2 separate regions of the Homo sapiens genome follow, and region 2 is linked to region 1. The links are chromatin contacts, found by Hi-C or POLR2A ChIA-PET in ENCODE. All regions are on one chromosome and are shown on one strand. Each heading gives the region's core, a stretch centred on a gene start or an enhancer-like site at or near the end of the contact. The rest is flanking DNA. Distances are from core to core; before and after follow the strand shown. Region 1 overlaps MACF1 (microtubule actin crosslinking factor 1). Region 2 holds the start of NDUFS5 (NADH:ubiquinone oxidoreductase subunit S5).

The links. Hi-C counts contacts between places; a loop is a spot of excess contacts on that map. ChIA-PET counts read pairs that join two places held with the same protein, here RNA polymerase II (POLR2A). Pooled maps may share reads with other maps.
Region 2: a map of CD8-positive, alpha-beta T cell shows a loop between it and region 1 (3-fold over the local background). The contact joins the promoter of NDUFS5 here to the enhancer-like site in region 1. A Hi-C loop is called at or near these places in 3 of 168 maps with a recorded cell type or tissue (CD8-positive, alpha-beta T cell, gastrocnemius medialis and naive thymus-derived CD4-positive, alpha-beta T cell) and 8 of 50 pooled maps. POLR2A ChIA-PET finds 5 or more read pairs at or near these places in 6 of 52 experiments (GM12878, HEK293, WTC11 and 2 more).

What each region holds. Positions count from the first base shown.
Region 1 is chr1:39,396,858-39,400,409 of GRCh38, reverse strand. All of the region lies in intron 58 of MACF1 (microtubule actin crosslinking factor 1), which reads right to left. Among named protein-coding and RNA genes, the nearest start is that of BMP8A, 93 kb to the left of the region's middle. Within about 2 kb of position 1,674, at least 33 of the 41 ENCODE cell types and tissues checked have a DNase peak (open chromatin) inside an H3K27ac peak, as active enhancers do; they include GM12878 and gastrocnemius medialis, where a contact is called at or near this core.
Region 2 is chr1:39,024,955-39,028,017 of GRCh38, reverse strand. NDUFS5 (NADH:ubiquinone oxidoreductase subunit S5) reads right to left here and starts at 1,668. Exons shown (of 3, transcript NM_004552.3): 1 at 1,616-1,668. RefSeq lists enhancers at 555-1,140, 1,141-1,727, 1,587-1,836.

The DNA.
Region 1 (3,552 bases), core at 425-2,924:
CTGAGCACCAAATATAAGCCTAATACTTTTAGATATATCACTTCATTTAATTTTCATAAAAATCCTAAAGGTATGATTTACCAATATTTGTATTTTACAGTTAAAGTAAGTAAGATTCAGAGAGGTTAAGTAATTTCCCTGAAGGTCACTCAGCTAGTAAATGATAGAGCCAGGATTCAAACCTGGATACTTCTGACTAGAACTTGTATTCAGTTTTTTTCACTACACCAAACTGTCAACTAATTGAGTAAGTAGCAATGACTCTGTGCATAAGAAGTAGCACATTTCTTTCTTAGTTTTGCCCTCTTATACTGAAAAAAGATTGTGTTCCCTTAACATATACTAACTAGCAGAGAAGGAAGGAAGCCCAGAAGAAAGATGGAGAACTGAGGAAATCAGGCTAAGATTAGAATTTCTTCAGGACACACAAGGATATATACCTCAAGTCTTGCAGAGTAGATAGCATTTTGAATCCTAGAGCTCACATGGCTTATGAGAAATAAAGAATGTTCATCCAGTCAGTCAAATATTGTCTCATCTCCAACTGTGTATATACCAATATGCTAACTACATTAAGGGACACAAAAGTGAATTAACTGAGGGGATAGGACAAATGGATATAATCAGAAAATGTCAAAATTAGGTGGTATGTGATAAAAGCCAAGTGAGTTATACATTGTAAATGATTAAGAGATCAGGAGTAGTGAGCTGGGGAGATCAAAAGCCTTTATAAGGCCGGGCATGGTGGCTCACGCCTATAATCCCAGCACTTTGGGAGGCCGAGGTGGGTGGATCACCTGAGGTCAGGAGTTCGAGACCAGCCTGGCCAACGTGGCGAAACCCTGTCTCTACTAAAAATACAAAAAAATTAGCCAGGCAAGATGGTGCGTGCCTGTAATCCCAGATACTTGGGAGGCTGAGGCAAGAGAATCGCTTGAACCTGGGAGTCAGAAATTGCAGTGAGCCGAGATCGCACCACTGCACTCCAGCCTGGGTGACAGAGCCAGAATCCATCTCAAAAAAAAAAAAAAAAAAAAAGCTTTATAAAGAAGTGGACTTGAGCTATGACTTCAGAAATCAAATACCTAAAATGTATAAGGAGTGTCTGGGGTAACTGGATGTAGTGTATGGTCTATATAGGAAATAACACTGGAAAGATAGTGGGGATCAAATACATCCAAGACTGGAGACACAGAAATAGGCTAGTTCTGAAGGATACAACCATTTATCAGATCAGATGGCCTTCGAATTGCTTTGGGGGAAGGATAAGCACTTACAGAAAGAACTGTGAATACAGACAGAAGGTCAGGAAATCATTTTGGAGATGAAAATTTTAGAGGGCTATAGCATAATTTATGTCTGTTTTTTTCCCATAGGAACCATGTATGTATATGCTAGCTATCCAATCACACCAGCTCTCTGCATTCTTAACAGAGGGTCCTTTGTTCCAAACAGTAAGGCTCAAAAGAAACATAGTCTGATAAAATCACACTGAGATCAGTACTCCCAGCTGGTGCAAGGGCTGATGCCATTCCATAACACACCCTACAGGAAGCAGCCTGAGATACACAGCTGATTGATTTCCACAGCAGGAGCCTTGTGGCAGTGTGGGGTGGGGACTGGTCAGGCATAGAGAAAATTCTTCAGTCGCTGACTCAGATTAGTTCCCCAAGATCCTGACTCTATCTGTGTAAGTCACTCCCGGAAGCAACACTATTTCTTAACTAATTTTCTTAAAAGGAGAGGAAAACCACAGAAGCACCCCCAGCGAGTGGAACTATTTAATCAGTTAACTCTTACTTGTCATGGGATCTGAAGATGGCAAAAATCAAATTCCCTAGCTTTCTAGAAGTAAGCTGAATAATTCTTTCATTGTAAGGGGCCGTCATCCTGTGTATTGTAGGTTGTTTCGCAGCACTTACTAGATGCCAGTAGCAGCTTTTCCAGTCATAACAATAAAAAATGTCTCTGGGCCAGGCACTGTGGCTCATTCCTGTAATACCAGCACTCTGAGAGGCTGAGGTAGGCAGATCATTTGAGCTCAGGAGTTCAAGGCCGGCCTTGGCAACATGGTGAAACTCTATCTCTACAAAAAATACAAAAATTAGCCAGGAATGGCAGCATGCACCTGTAATTCCAGCTACTTGTGGGGCTGAGGCAGGAGGATCACTTGAGACTGGGAGGTCGAGGCTGCAGTGAGCCATGATTGTGCCACTGCACTCTAGCCTGGGTGATGGGAGTGAAACTGTTTAAAAAAAAAAAAAAAAAAAGGAGTGGCGGGGAGTGGGAGTCTCTGCAAAGCTATGCTTGGTTGACAACCACTGGTGTAGCATAAACTTTGGTGCCAAACAGACCTTCCCAATCCCAACTCTAATATTTACTTGCTATGTGGCTCGAACAAGTTATTTTAACCTCTTCAAGTCTTAAGTTTTCTTATCTGCAAAATAGGATTTTAAATGTCTGATTTAGAGTTTTTTTCAGAGATCATTTAGACTCAGATCTTTCTTACTGCATTTACCACTACATCAGTACCACTGTAATTCTCTGTATCTGTTTCCCTTACTATAGATGGTCTCTGACTTAACAATGGTTCAACTGAAGATTTTTCAACTTTATGATGGTGAAAGTGATATGCATTCAGTAGAAACCATACTTCAAGTACCCAATCATTCAGTTTCTCTATTTCAGTACAATATTCAATAAATTACATGAGCGAGTCAGCACTTTATTATAAAATAGGCTTTCTGATAGATGATTTTGCCTAACTGTAGGCTAATGTAAGTGTCTGAGTATGTTTAAGGTAGGCTAAGCTGAGCTATGATGGTCAGTAGCTACTTTTTTTTTTTTTTGGAACGAAGTTTCGCTCGTTGCCCAGGCTGGAGCGCAATGGCATGATCTCAGCTCACTGCAACCTCTGCCTCCCGGGTTCAAGCAATTCTCCTGCCTCAGCCTCCTGAGTAGCTGGGATTACAGGCGCTCGCCACCACGCCCGGCTAATTTTTGTATATTTAGTAGAGACCGGGTTTCACCATGTTGACCAGGCTGGTCTTGAACTTCTGACCTCAGGTGATCCACCCACCTCGGCCTCCCAAAGTGCTGAGATGACAGGCATGAGCCACCATACCCGGCTGTCAGTAGGTACATTAAATGCATTTCTGACTTACAATAGTTTCGAGTTATGATGGGTTTTTCCAGACATAATTTCACTGTAAGTCAAGGCACATCTGTACACTGTTAACTAGAGACTATCTGAGACTCCAGTACCCACCACAAGGACTAGCACAGAGCAACTGCCCAGTAAGGATGGGTTAAAAGGAATATGGAATCACTTCCTTTTAACCTCCATCCATGAACCATCACCATGTGTAGCAAAGATCCATATTTCAAATGACATGACTGGTGGTAGAAAAATAGTTTATGACGTCCTAGAGAGTAAGTGTATTCCATTAACCTTCTATAGTCAATAAGAGAGACTCGTAGTTGAAAAGCACTTAGTGGTGGCAAAGTAGGGAGGGTGCACATTCTACCCATAGCTGGGTTTTTCCAACTGGG
Region 2 (3,063 bases), core at 419-2,918, 370 kb after region 1:
TGAAATCCCGTCTCTACTAAAAATACAAAAAAATTAGCTGGGCGTGTTGGCACATGCCTGTAATCCCAACTATTCGGGAGGCTGAGACAGGAGAACTGCTTGAACTGGGGAGACAGAGGTTGCAATAAGCCAAGATCCGCCATTGTACTCCAGCCTGGGCGACAGAGCGAGACTCTGTCTCAAAAAAAAAAAAAAAAAAAAAAGAAGAAGAAGAAAAAAAGAATTTGGATCCTTTGGTCAGGTTCTCTGTCTCAAAAAAAAAAAAAAAAAAAAAAAAAGGCACTTGTGGTGGTATGTGCGCCTGTAGTCCCAGCTACTCCTAAGGCTGAGGCAGGAGACTGAGGCCAGGAGTTCAAGGCTTCAGTGAGCTATGACCTGGCCACTGCACTCCATCCTGGGCAACAAAGCGAGATCCTGTCTCAAAAAAAAAAAAAAACCAGAGCGAAAGAAATGGGTTAAGACTTACTTTGTAGACTATTACAGACAGTAGGGAAAAAAATTTACATGCAAATACATAATAATGTTAAATGTAAAAACACACACACAAAAACAAACCCTGACTGCCTAAAATGACTGAAAGGAAGCGCGCGCACACCCACAAATATCAATATAAATGTGTACTCATGGTAGATTTAAAGGTGAATTTAGTTGGGCGCAGTGGCTCACGCCTGTAATTCCAGCACCTTGGGAGGCCGAGGCGGGCGGATCACCTGAGGCCGCGAGTTCAAGACCAGCCTGACCAACATGGCGAAACCCTCTCTCTACTAAAAAAATACAAAATTAGCCGGGCGTGGGGGCGCATGCCTGTAATCCCAGCTACTCGGGAGTCTCAGGGAGGAGAATCGCTTGAATCCGGGAGGCAGAGGCTGCAGTGAGCCGAGATCGCGCCACTCTGCACTCCAGCCTGGGCAACAAGAGCGAAACTCCATCTCAACAAAAAGGTGAATTTAACTTCTTAAGTTCCTTCCCATCCCTCAGTCATCATTTACTGAGTAGTTACGTTCCAGGCACTCAGATGCGGGGGAAAGCAGCTCCAACGTAAGCACCAGAGACACACACTCGGAATTGCGAATACACTGCAAGGAACACGAGTGGGTAAGAGCTCGAAGGAGGAAGCACGAACTCTGCCCGGAGACTTGAAAATGCCTTTAACATGGCTTGCGAGTTCGCCAAGTGAAGATCAGTGGGCAGAGTGTTCCAGTTGGGCAACAGCCCGGAGTTACAGCCGGAAGTGCTGGCTATGTTTGGGGGACAATGGAGCGCAGCGTGCATGACGGTGAAAAGAATGAAATGAGCTCAGGAGGCCGGCGGGGCCGAAATCACGCAGAGCCTGGAAAGCTGGGATAAGGATCGTAGACTTTAGGTTAAGAAACAGAAAGCCAAAACATTAGTCCGGCAAAAACCTAAACAAATGTGGAAAGTGGAGAGAGCGGCAATCTCCAGGCTTCGGTGCCATTAGCTGTGGAGGTGAAGCGGCCTGGGAGGGCAGGGAACACGCCCTGAGTTCAGGTCTGGGAGAAGGGGACACACAGCAAGCCAAGAGGAAATCTGTTAAAGAGACCTCGGAAGGAAGGTCCTTAAGCTAAGCTGCCGCGCGGACATAAGCAGCCCCTACCTACCCGATGCTCGTGCCCTTGACTCTTCTCTGGCCGCCGCTTCAGAACGACTAGCTAGCGACGCGGACGCCTGCCGTAAAGGATGACCTCAGCGAGACGTTTGCAGCGCGACGCCGGAAGCCGACCTTCCCTCAGCCGTCTCCCCACAAAACCATAGAAACCGAGCCCGTTGGCCTGGTACGGTGGCTGACGTCTGCAATCCCAGCACCTTGGAAGGCTGAGGGAGGAAGATCACTTCAGCCCAGGAGTTCGAAAACAGCCTGGGCAACATGGCGAAACTCCCCTCTCTACAAAAAATAAAAAATTAGCCGGGCGAGGTGGTGCATGCCTGTGGTTCCAGCTACTCAGGAGGTTGAGGTGGGAGGATCCCTTGAGCCCAGGAGATTGAGGCTGTAGTGAGCCATGATCACACCATTCCATTGCATTCCAGCCCTGGCAACAGAGCAAGACCTTATCTCAGGGGGAGAGTGAGAGAGAGAGGATGAAGAAGAGAGAGAGGAGGTAGAGAGAGAGAAAGGAAAAAAAACCCAAACCCATCAATTACAGAGACACAGGGAAGGCCTAGCCATTAGTGAGTTCTTGCTCCTTTCTTGCACTCTGCCTAGCATGCTCACGACAACACTGAGTGGTGAGAGACTTCACCAAAGTCACAGGAGAGAAAGAACACTGGCTCCCTGCCTACCCACTAGTGGTTAAGCACATGGACTATGAGCCCAAACCACCACGTGGGGTCAAATGTAGGCCCCCAGCCGGGCGCAGTGGCTCAGGCCTGTAATCCCAGCACTATGGGAGGCCGAGGTGGGCGGATCACAAGCTCAGGAGATCGAGACCATCCTGGCCAATATGGTGAAACCCTGTCTCTACTAAAAATACAAAAATTAGCTGGGTGTGGCAGCGAGTGCCTGTAATCCCAGCTAGTGGGGGGAGGCCGAGGCAGGAGAATCGCTTGAATCCGGGAGGCGGAGGTTGCAGTGAGGTGAGATCGCGCCACTGGACTCCAGCCTGGCGACAGAGCTAGATTCAGTCTCAAAAAAAAAAAAAAAAAAAAAAAAAAAAAAAAAAAAAAGTAGGCCCCCACCAATTTCGTGTGACTCTAGGAAAGTTTCTTAACTTCATTGTGCCTCAGTCTCCTCGTCTGTTAAGATAATTATGGTATTCACAATGGAGGCTTGCTATAGGGATTAACTGATTTATGTATAAAGCACTGAGGCGGTGGCTAGCACATGGGAAACATTCCAAGGCAGTCGCAGTTCTTTGATGTCTCAGCTTTCAGTTTGTGAATCAACTGCTACCATGCCTGTCATCTGTTCCAGAACCTCCAATGACTCCCTTTGACTACATCAGAGACTCTAAAGTGTTGTGTGTATGTCTTTGGGGGGTGGACCACAGGGTGCATGAGATATTATACATTGGAGGTATGGGAGGAAAATACTAGAACATATATATA